2 separate regions of the Mus musculus genome follow, and region 2 is linked to region 1. A link is a contact called in ENCODE Hi-C data. All regions are on one chromosome and are shown on one strand. Each heading gives the region's core, a stretch centred on a gene start or an enhancer-like site at or near the end of the contact. The rest is flanking DNA. Distances are from core to core; before and after follow the strand shown. Region 1 holds the start of Per3 (period circadian clock 3). Region 2 holds the start of Wrap73 (WD repeat containing, antisense to Trp73).

What was found. A loop is a pair of places that touch in the nucleus more often than their neighbours do.
Region 2: a map of T-helper 17 cell shows a loop between it and region 1 (5-fold over the local background). The contact joins the promoter of Wrap73 here to the promoter of Per3 in region 1. A Hi-C loop is called at or near these places in 3 of 37 maps with a recorded cell type or tissue (T-helper 17 cell and v-Abl transformed pro-B cells).

What each region holds. Positions count from the first base shown.
Region 1 is chr4:151,041,545-151,047,469 of GRCm38, forward strand. Per3 (period circadian clock 3) reads right to left here and starts at 3,121. Exons shown (of 21, transcript NM_011067.3): 1 at 2,564-3,121; 2 at 2,015-2,160; 3 at 1,132-1,247. The coding sequence starts at 2,688. It overlaps Gm38529, which reads left to right and starts at 3,309. Exons shown (of 2, transcript XM_017320565.2): 1 at 3,309-3,484. It overlaps Vamp3 (vesicle-associated membrane protein 3), which reads right to left. Exons shown (of 5, transcript NM_009498.4): 5 at 5,761-5,925.
Region 2 is chr4:154,139,104-154,145,028 of GRCm38, forward strand. It overlaps Wrap73 (WD repeat containing, antisense to Trp73), which reads left to right and starts at 3,269. Exons shown (of 12, transcript NM_021499.2): 1 at 3,269-3,410. The coding sequence starts at 3,342. It overlaps Trp73 (transformation related protein 73), which reads right to left and starts at 772. Exons shown (of 14, transcript NM_011642.4): 1 at 720-772.

The DNA.
Region 1 (5,925 bases), core at 1,871-4,370:
ATTTCTATCACGACACATACACCCAACACGCACACACTTGTAAAGATAAAAAGCTTCCTAGTTTTCTCCAGCATGCTCCTTAACAACTACTATAAAAAGCCTACCATGCTTCCTAAAAGTCTAATCTCTATGCCAGAAAGCCCACACCAGCTTCCATGCAGACTAAATATATACAGAGTGCACACACTTTTCTGCAAACTGCGCTCCCCACCAGGAGGGACTGTCTTCTTGTCAGCAGACTCTGCGCTTAAAGCCCAAGCTCAAGCACTCCTCCTCCACAAAGCTGCCCCTGACAGACCCCATTACATAAGAATTGCATCTCAGACCTGTTTTATTAGCCACTAAGTTCATTTGTAACCAGCCATTGTGCTTCCTAGCACGGACTTGTTTCCCTGTCTAGACGGACTGCGAAGATTTTAGAGGGCGAATGTTTTCTTAAAACTTGCTCTTTAAACACCTACCACATCACTGTGCATGTTAGCAGAACAGGCTCTATTATGTAACACTACACAACTCCTGTTGTAGAACTATAAAAAATCATTAAGTTATGATGATGTTGGAGTCTAAATACCAAATGAAGGGAATCTCCACCATCAACACACTATGAGGCTTAATTACTCTGTCAACAAGAAGAGATTAAAAATATAAATATACCACTAAATTTCTCTTCTAAAATGTCACTACAGAAATGACATCTCAACTCACCTGTACTACAAAGTCCAGTGGTTACAACTTGAGGAAGTAGGTATTGGAACTAAGAATGATATAAATAGAAAGTAACAATTTGGAGATTAGAATACGATGCAGGAAATTACTCTGCCACGTTTTGCTTGTTGCTTTTTTTTTTTTTTTTTTTTTCTTTTTCTGTGAGAGAACAGGGGATGCTGAGGGGGAGGGCATTACCTGCTGGCTAAGCACAGGAAACTATGATACAGCACAAGGGGCCAGGGGTCGCGTCTACCTTCAGACAGGATCTCTGGTATGGGCAGGAGACCTCATAGTACCTTTTTAGAACTTTCACCCTTTTTTTTTTCCCTCAGCAAGTGAAACTTCCAGTGACTATTTTAACACCCAGAAAAGGTCCCTAGGAAGAGTCACCAGGTGGAGATGGCAAAACTCATTAAATCTTACTGTGTTCTTAGAAGTATGTTCAGAAGCCAGAGCGGTGAGGTCCTCAAGACTGTATACAGTCACATCTGCCTGGTGTGCTCCGCGTGGACCGAGACTCTGGAAAAAGTCACTGTTTGCTAAGAAAGACAGGGAGATAGACACACAGAGTGGTGACAAGCGTATCTTTAAGAAGTCATTTCTCAGCACGCTAAGGTTGGTGTATTTCCTTAGATGACGATCCCTTACGTGGGTTTCCCTCAAAACCAGGTGATTTTTTTGTTTGCATCAAGGATATGGTTAGGAATGCAAGGTTAGGTATGCAAACTCAAGACTATGAGTTTTATGAATCCTGCCTGCTCTGGGTTACAAGGAGCAAGATTCACTAGAAGTTCTAAAGCTAGTTAATAAAATCAAAGTCCAGATACACACATATATTTTTTTAATGGAGGAAACACTAGAATTCACAAACTATTGATCACAGACTGAGCAAAGCGGTTTCTGCTGGGGGAAGGAAAAACATTTGTTCTTTGATTTAGTCTATTTTGTATATACTACAACTGCATTTCCAAAGTGTGTGCATGACAGAAAAAAACAACCCAGACATGTATTTGCTCGTGTAATCTCCATGGAAGGCAATGCTCCTTGAAAAAGTCCTCTGAGTTTTACTTAAACTGCTCAACTCTTTACTCTTGCAACAGATAGGCACAATATTGCACAGTTACTAAACTGTCAGACAAATAACGTTCTGCTGGCTTTTCAAACTTGGAAAGCCTAAAGCACCACTTACATCAGCTTTAGACTTGCTTGTCTTGGCTACAAATAAAGCCCAAGCCTCTGGAGGCTGGAGTTCCACTGCACATGAGGACTGAGCCCAGCGCCACCCTATTCGCTGCAATGCATTTACCTTGCACACTGTGTACACAGCGCAGGGCATAGTTAAGAGCATCTAGGGTACTGGGCTTAGTGTGCCTCTCGGCTGGGAAATACTTTTTCATTTCTTGGACAACCATTATAAGCTCTTCAGACATTCTGTTTCGGTCTTCGTGTTCACTGAATAGGAAAAAAACAAACAAGAAACCGTAATGGTGGACACTCAAGGAATATCTGATTTTTAGGGATGTCTGGCCACCTCAACTAGCCCAGGTCACAGGTTTAATGCCCTTTCTCTTCCAGGTAGGGGACATTCTACACTTTCATTCTCCCTTCAGTCCCAACTCCGTCAAATTCTTTAACCACTTTCCTCTTTCTTTCCGTACTCTGGTAATTTAGTTTAGTAACATTCCCCCTCCCATCAATCCTCACCGAACTATTTGGAAGTTCCCTTTCAGGTCGCCTCCCCCCCCTACCGCGTCCCCGGGATCAAAAATACAATAAAAAGTTGTAAATCCTGCTTTCCCTGCTCCAGGGAAGGACAATAAACACAGAGGGTGGTGGGGAGACTTCCTAGCGTCACCTGTGGCTGCTGTCCACGCAAGTGCCCTGCAGAGGACCCTCCTGGCCAGACGCCCCCTGGAGCCCCGGTCCCCTAGTCTGGGGACAGTCGCCACCAGGTACTGCCGGGTCTCCACAGGGATCCATCCCGCCTGGCAGCCCTCAGCCTGCTTCTCTCAGTTTGCAGCTAGCAACCAAACCCGGCTTGTTTTGGTCCCTGCCATCGCCTTCGGGAAAGACTGGTCGCCGACCACGCTCATCTGAGGGGCACTTTTCTCCTCAGCATTTCCACAGACTCTGCTGGGGTGACGAGCTACAGCGACAGCTCGATGGCGGAAGCTGGCTGGACGGACCACCAGCGGGGCTCTCAGGGAGCGCGGTCAGCCTGCAACAACTTTTCCACCGTCCTTGCTGGGAAGCCGGCGAGCATCGAGAAACACCTCAGAGAGCAACGTCCGGCGTGACCGGGCAGAAGGCAGGGGCAGCAGCGCCCGGCCGTGCGGGCTCGCAGGCGTCCCGCCAGCCGAGCAACTCGCCGCCGCCCCGCAGAGCCTCGCCCACCCGCGGGCAGTCCAGTCTCGAGGCCGTCCGCGTGCCCAGTGGCCGCCGGCCCCGCCCCCTGCGCGCCAGGGATCCGGTCCCGCCCCTTCGCCGCGCGATTGGTCGCTGTTACCGGCAACACGAGCTCCCATTGGTCAGAGGGCGGGGTGCAGGTCGTGCACGGCGGGGGTTACATAACCGCGGGCGGGTGGGCGGGTGCAAAGGCCCCCGAGTACCTTACATAACGCGCGGGTCGGGCGAGGGCGGCTCTCGGCCAATCCTGGCCAAGTGGAGTGGCCTGGAAGACAACAGGGCCGGGCCGCGCAAGTCTACTGCCGGGCTTCCCGGAGGCGTGGCCTTGGGGCTGTCAGTCACGGGAGGGCGGGGTCCGCGCAGCCAACAGGTAAGTGGACCCGGTGGCGCTTGTGAGTCCGCAGGCCTCTGGGGCTCCCCGGTATCCCAGGAATGCAGTGCTTTGGGGTTCCCATTGTTTTCATCTTTCCAAAACTTGCTGCTTTCTCCCACCCGCCAATATAGGTGAGTGAACCCAGGTAGAATCCAACCGTATTTTCAGAAATACAAGTTTAATGGTACAAGGTAAGGTCCTTGGCTGCCCTCGAGTTACAGGTTCATTTGGCAACAGGAGTTAGATAGTATTGTAAGCGACGCTCTGTTTTCGAGGAAACAGCCAGGATGCTCCTTTTACATAACTGTCTCTACCCTTCAGAAACGAAAGGTACAGGGCAGAGCTCCAGCCTTCTGCTGCCTGGGTACATCAAGAACACACTCGGTAGTGGGTGGAGAGATGGCACAGCACTTGAGAGTTAAGCACCTACTGCTCTTCCTTTGGATGGTTCCCAGGCATCTTCTATCAGTGTCTCACAAAGTGCCTGTAATTCCAGTTATAGGAGATCCAATGCCCTCATCCATCAAGACACCTGCACAGTGAGCATACGCTATCCAGACATACACCACATAAATAATAAGATCTTTAAAAAAATACACTAAGTATTTGTTGGATGAATGAAAGTGTTCAGGCCAAAGGAGAAGGGGAAAATGCCAGAGAGCAAGTATCCACATTTCATATTGGGCAAATGACCGATTTTTAAAAAAAGTCTTTCTCCACACTGGATTACTCTACTCCTGAGTTCTTCAAGAAACATTCATTGTACGACCATTGGGTGCACATGTGGGCAGGGATTATTGTACTGAGGACAGAACCAAATTCTCTCATACTCAACATACAACACATGGATGATGCCTCAAAGTCAAGAAAGCCTAAGATGCTGGTAGGACATAAACTGGTAGGAATGGGAAGGACAGAGGAAGGAGGCAAGAGCCCCAGGGAACAGGCTGGAGGGTAAGGGAGGGCCGCTGAGAAGGGGAACTGAATCTGAGTGATCCTTTGGGGTGGGGGAAATGGGTGGGCTAACAGAACTGAAAAGCACTGTCCCTTTCAGGCCATCCTTGTGAAGTACAGGTTAGTCATTAAGAACCTGAAGCGAGGGCTAGAAAGACGGCTCAGTGCTTAAGAGCACTGACTGCTCTTCTGAAGGTCCCAAGTTCAAATCCCAGCAATCACATGGTGGCTCACAACAATCAATAATGAGATCTGATGCTCTTCTGGTGTGTCTGAAGACAGCTACAGTTACTTAGATATAATAATAATAAATAAATCTAAAAAAAAAAAAAGAACCTGAAGCAATGGGAGAAAGGAAGGGCCAGATTGTGATGGGGTTTGTGCTTAAGGAAAAGTATTTAGACTTTTATGTTGTAAACATAGACAAAATCCTACCCGGTCTATATTACATTGTTTGCAAGAGTGGGGGAATGAGGGGAAATATATTCAAAGGAAGGCAGATTAAAAAAAAAAAAAAGCCACACATTTGGGACATGCCTCCCCTAAGTTTACCTGTGTGGTTGGTAGCTGTGTGGTGTACCAGGGTCAACTCTACAAATCACTTCCAGAAGACACTATTTAAGAAACCCAATAGCCAAATCCTTACTGGTCTGGTAACTGCAAACCAGCTATGGACTCATCTCTGCTCTGAAAAGCACTTTTCATTAAGGTATATGATGGTTAATTCCAGTTGTCGACTCCATTGTATGTGGAATCAACTAAAAGGCAGCCTGCCAGGTATTCCTGATGGGTTTCCCTGCTCGGAGTATGTAAAGTGGGGAAGATAGGAGAAGGAAGCTCTGCTCTTTGCCTGCAAGCCTTCACTCACAGGCGAGTTAATCTACCCTGCTGTTGCTGCACTCTGATGTTATCAGAACTCAGTATGTTTTCATGGGCTTCCACATGGGCTTCCACATGGGCTTAACACCAGAGATTTTCCAGGAGTCCTCCAGGCCCACAGTACCAGATGGAAACTTCTGAGGAACTCAGCCTCATGGACTAAGCAGCTATCAGGTTCTCAGCATCTTCAGTGTGAGGTAGACCATACCACATAATAAAAATCTTTTAAAAATATATGTTCACCTTATTAGTTCTGTTGCTCTAGAGTCCCCTAACACAGGGTGAGATCTACATCTTCTCACAGGAATATGTGCTCCTAGGATAATGAATAAGAAAAAAACATAGTTTGTCAGGGAGGGAGGGGGAGCATCAAGGGTCAGAAGTTTAGGACATGCATCAGGTGTATTCCCAACTCCACTCCAAGAAACACGACACAGGATCATGTTAATAAACAACTTTATTCTGGTCACCATACCGGGAACATTCCCAGCTAAATGCACAGAGAAGCGAGGTATCACTGTGTTAATACAGGAGCCACTGAGTTACATGGGACAGAATATGAGGAGACAGCACCAAAGTTGTGAGGTCAGACCAGGACAGAAGCC
Region 2 (5,925 bases), core at 2,019-4,518, 3.1 Mb after region 1:
CCACTTAATTAATTAACAGACCTCAGCACATACAGGGAACCAAGTGTCTTGGGGCTCAGAAGTCAGAGCTTTTTTCCTGACACCACCACCCCCCCGCCCCCGCCCACGCACACATACGGGTGTGTATGTGGATAGGTGCCTACAGATGTTCTCATCTCTCAAGAGTGAGAAGGTGACAGCTGCCCAGTGGAGCAGGAGAGAGTGTGGGCTGCCCGGGTTCTCTACCTGGAAGACTAGGGAGGCTGGTGAGGCACCACAGTAAACTCATCACAGAACAGCAGTAACCCACCAGGACCCCACACCTTGGGACCAGCATAGAGGTTGGGCTCTAGTTGGCTTTCCTCTCTCTTAGTCTGCTTCCATAGCGGGACCTGAAAGGCCTTCTGCCTTACAGAGGTGGGGATTTGCATTCCTTGTGAGGTAGGATACCCACGCACCTCCCAACTTCCCCTATTACCAGACCCGAGCCCCAGAATCTCCGGGTATGGCGACTCCTTGCCACCTGTAGTGGACAGTGTGGGCAGGAGGCAGGTCCATGGGTTGCCGAGGTGCCAACTGCTTCTACTCCTAGCCTCACTCCGGCCGGCCCCTCCTGCCACTGACGCGGAGTCCCTGGGGCCGTTCACTCGGCTAGCACCCGGGCAGCCGCACACCCGAACTCCAGCCTCGGAGCCTCGTGCGAAATACCTGGCCCTAGCTCGGGTCCCAGAGCTGCCTACCTGCTCCGGGCCGGGCGTCGGCGTCGGCGAGGGCTGGGCTGCAGCGTTGCCTCCTCGCCTGGATGCGGGACGGCGGGTTATAAGGGTGCGGAGCAGGGAGGCGGCGGCGAGGGGACTGCCGCAGGCTTAGCGCCTTTCTTGGCGGACCGGCGGGAAGGCAGCGCGGGCACTCAGCCGTGGCGGGAGGAGGGCCGGCCACCCGGGCCCCTGGCTCCCACGCGCGCCCCGCCTCCCCAGCTGGCTCTGCCCGAGTCGGGGTCTGGGCCCCGCTCCTCCCGCCTCCTTCCCGCCGCCGCTTGGCGCGCGTCGCCCAGCTAGCCCCAGCGGGGTCTCCTCCTCCGCGGGGCCCGCAAGCTGGTAGCCGGAGTCTTGGTCGAAGCGGGACCGGACCGCGACCTTTGGCGGGGCTCAGGGCGCCAGGAAGGGTGCGCAGGCGCCGAGGGGGTGGACACAGGGCGCCCGACGCCCTGTACTCCCTCTGACTCTCTCCTCCGCCTTCTCCCCAGATGCCCATCTACCCCGATCCCCCTCGCTGCCCTTACTGTCCTAAGCCTGCAACCCAGGGGCTCAGGAGTGCCCTCAGCGGGGTGGCTGCGCCTCTTCCAGGGCTCGCCCCGGCCTGAGAAAACCGAGAGGACCGACTGAAACTGAACATTGAAAGCCCCGGAGGAGAACCGTTGTCGTTCGGCCAGCACCAGCGGGGTTCCGTCTCTGAGAACGGCTCGAAGCCCCCCTCGATTTGCCTGGCAGAGACCACAGCCCGCCTGGAAAGAGGGTCGAGCGCAGACCCTCTGGGTTGGACTCTTCAAAGTCCAGCCAGAAGTTGCGCCTCCTGATACCTACACACCCCGGGGGCCACGGCCTGCAGTCCGGGTTTCCTAGCCCAGGGTATCAGAGTCTTTCCTTGGATTGGTGTGCTAGGCGATGCCCAACGGATGCCCACAAACTGTGCACATAGAGCGGCTCGGAGTTAGTCAGGGGACTCTTCTCTGGCTCAAGAAGTCTTCTTCACCACCCGCCATCTCCCCTCTGGGCAAGTGAGCGGTCTCCGGTGCCCTCATCTACCACGCAGACCCGTAGTCTGGCGCACAGAAGGAGTTGGGTCCTTGTGGGACCCCTTAGTGGCACTGCAGAGTGGTCCTTGCCCAAGGTGTTCCCACATGCCCTGGAAGTCGCTTTAGTGCAGCTAGTGGCGTTGCAAGGGAGGTGGGTTGGAGCAGACCGAATCTCTCTCGAACTCGAAAGCCTGACCTGGTGTTAGGCCAATAGCTACGAGGAGTAATTATTTGCGAGCTGCAGATTAGAGACAAAGATGAATACCAAGCAAGAGTTTGGGACTGGTTGGGAACAGAAAATGCCAGGACGCTGGCCGCGCACTCTGCAGATCCTCTCCGAATGGTGCAAGCACCGCCATTCATTCATTCATTCATTCATTCATTCATTCATTCGTGGAAATTAGATGCAGCGGTGCGGAAGAGACTGGGAGCTATGAGCTGGACCGAGCAATACTAGATTCCGGTCTTTCAGAATTCGGAACTTAGCTCCAAAGGCAGTGGCTGAGCCTTAAGTGATCCTCTGAAGCTTTGGGTGCAGACAGGAACATCCAACCTCCCGAATGACACCGGAATGGGGAGCCTTGTGGGGCACAGGACGCGGGGTGCTGCGCGAGGGAGGGAGCAGAGCGCTTTGGGGAGCGATCCTGGTCTGAAGTCCAGTTGGTGCTGTATTCTACGTGCCCACCGAGGCTGCCGTCCCGGGTACCGAGCCACACCTCTGAATCAAGTCCACACTCTAACTAGAACCTCCAAAAAGGTGAGGCGACCCACGAGATCCACATGCCTTCGAATTCGTTCCGCCACAGACCTGAGAAGCACTTGAACGTCACGAGGTCACGCTGCAGGTGGTCGCTCTCAGGAAAACCTCAAAGCAAACCTATATTTATACTTATACGTGGAAAATACTTTGCTTTGTTCTGTTTGAGAAAGGGTCTCACGCAGCCCTGCATAGCCTCCAACTCTATAGGTAGCGAAGGATGCCCTGAACATCTGCGTCTCTGGTTTCAGGTGTAGGATTTTTTTTTTTTTTTTAATGCAAACCATCGTGCGGGGTTTATGCGATGCTGCGGACCAAAACCTGGGTTTCATATATGCTAAGCAATCATTTTGCCAATAGAACCGCACTCTCAGCTCCTGTAACAAAAAATTTGTTATCTACTAAAGAGGTGTATCGAAATACGACTATATACTTACACATAAATACGCATTTACATGTAAATAAATGTATGTTCACAAGTACAGAGGTCTAGTTACAACCTGAATTTCAGATAAGGGAGTCTTTTAGTCTAAGTATGCCCCGGGTAACTTTTGGGAACATATTTATTTTGTGATTTATCTGAAGTCAGAATTCAGCCTTCCGTTTCGGGATTTGCAGGGAGATCCGCTATAGCGCAAAGGCGCTCAGCCCCTTTAAGACTCAAACTCGGACTTCCCGCCCCACAATGCCGCGCGGCCGCTTGAGGCTCCCATTGGCTGCTGCTCGCTTCCGCCCCTGTACTTCCGGCCGCTGCCTGGGGCGGTTGCGGGAGGTACTTCGGAGCCGGGCTGGCCCGGGCTGGCCGTGGCCATGAACTTCTCGGAGTCATTCAAGCTCTCGGGCCTGCTCTGCAGGTTCTCCCCGGACGGCAAGTACCTGGTGAGCTGCGGCGCGCTGGGCGGAACCTAAGTGTGGGCGCGCGACTTGTGCACGGGGCCGGGGCGGGCCGAAGGGGGGCGGGAAGGGGGCCCGAGCCGGGCGGCCGCGGGGACTCAGGCTGGACTTAGGGGGCGGGGTGGGAGGTGGGAGAGGGAGGCAGGCAGAGGGGTTTCAGCCCAGATGAGGGAGAACCAGATGATTAGAGAGAACGAACCTGAAGCCGAAGAGGGATCCAGGCCAGCCAGGCTGGGGGATCCTGGCAGGTGACCAGGGTGGAGAAAGAGGACGTGGAGCAGAGTGGGGATGGAGTTGGGGTTGCTATTCTGGCAGGTGGTCAGGGTTAGGAAGGAGGTCTTGGAGCAGGTGGCCAGGGCTGGGTGGGTGCCAGGCTCCCGGCTCCAGTTTCCCTTCATCAAAGTTGGATAAGATGACTCTGCTTTCACACATTTGAGGGCACAGGGGATGGCAGCTCATTGCTATTTTGTATGTTTTCTGTGAGCGAGCTGGTTAAACGGGGCCCTCCTTTGTGAAACTCGTCATAAGCAAATGGTTTAAATAACTAGCTTTCATTGCCAGGGTTGGATGTTAGCTGTCTATTCTTTGGGTGGCAGAATAGTGTTCAGATGGGTGTTTCAAGGTACGCCAACATGACCATTGTGCATTTGTAGAAGGCTGACGTTAGGAAGCCATCAGGGAAAACTCAAGTCTTATTTTAAAAAACTGTGGTTCCGTGCCAGTCGGGTAGCTTGGCTAGTAACGGTACCTGCCACCAAACCTGATGACCTGAGTCCCAGCTCTAGGACCCACTTAATGGAAGGAGAGAACTGTCTCCTGCATGTTGTCCTCTGGCCTCCACATAAGCCGTAACTAGTGCCTGACCCTTCTCACATACAAATGCAATCCTAATTTTTAACAAGTTTTCTTTGATTAATCTATCATTCTCTTTTTAACTGACTGATACCATTGATTGATTGATTGACTGATTGACAGGGTTTCTCTGTAGCTCTGACCAGGTTGGCCTTGAACTCAAAGATCTGCCCCTTGTCTCCTGAGTGCTGGGATTAACGGAGCATGCCACCATGCCTGGCTGTCTTGATTCTCAGTTCACACCCCTGCTGTGTTTGTCCAGGCTTTTGAGACATCCTTTACCCTCCTTATACACATCATCCTAACAATGTAGGAAGTGTCAGGGTAGGACCTGCTTAGCAGGGAAAGGTACTGCCATGCAAGCCCGAGGACTTGAGCTCCGGCTCGGGAACCCACGTAAAGGTGGGAGGAGACCATCAGCCTCGCACACATTGATACATTTTACCTTTTTCCAAGTGCCTCCAGAGACTAAGGTTGCTTTACGGTTCTGAAAGTCTCAGTGAACAGCAAAGAAGTTGCATTTGGGTTAGCTGATATTTGTGCTTGCCGCTCATCAAAATATCGTGGAGCTCTTAATAATTGTTTCTTTCAAGTTTTGTCCTAAATCCTGAGCAGAGCGAGTCCATGTTTCCAGTGTTGGTGTCTTAAGTGATTCCTAAGGAATCCATTGTAACAGGTTACTGCTCACCAAACTCTAATGTGAGAACACAAGCCCTTTGATAGGTCCTCCTTCTGATCTGCACTTGCCCTCTTGCTCTCTTTCCACAGAAGACAAATGTGGCTTCATTAAAAAAAAAAGAGTCTGTGTGTGTGTGTGTGTGTGTGTGAGTGAGAGAGAGAGAGAGACAGAGACAGAGACAGAGAGACAGAGATAGAAACAGAGAGATGCTACAACACACGTGTAGAGGGCAGAGGACAACCCCCAGTGTTATTCCTTACCTTCCACCTTGTTTGAGACAAGGTCTCTTGCTCTTCACTGCATAAAGCAGGCTAGCTGGCCCACATGTACCTGCCTCAGCCTCCCCTCTGCCTCCCCTCTGCCTCCTCATAGAAACTAGGATTTTAAACAGTTTTTAGGATTAACACAGTTTTATGTGGCTTCTGTGCATCCAAACCTGTTTCTGAGGCAAGTGCAAGTTTTTGGCTTTTAGACAATGGCATAATATGCAAAGCTGGCCTCAGACTCAGAAAGTAGTTGAGCACCTCCCTAGTACAGTGATTACAAGTGTGCACCATCACTCCCAAGTAGTAAAAAAATACACACACACACACACACACACACACACACACAGGCTTTTTGAGACAGTTTCTCTGTGTAGCCCCAGCTGTCCTGGAACTCACTCAGTAGAGGGAGGCTGGCCTCAAACTCAGGGATCTGCCCACCTCTGACTTCTGAGTGCTGGGATTAAAGGAGTGCACCACCCCCATCTTTAAATTTACTTGTACAGATGGCTCAGCGGGTAAGAGCACTGACTGCTCACCCAAAGGTCCTGAGTTCAAATCCCCGCAACCACTTGGTGGCTCACAACCACCCGTAATGAGATCTGATGCCCTCTTCTGGTGCATCTGAAGACAGCTACAGTGTACTTACTATATAATAATAAATAAATCTTTAAAAAAATTTACTTGTACAAATTTGTGGGTTAGA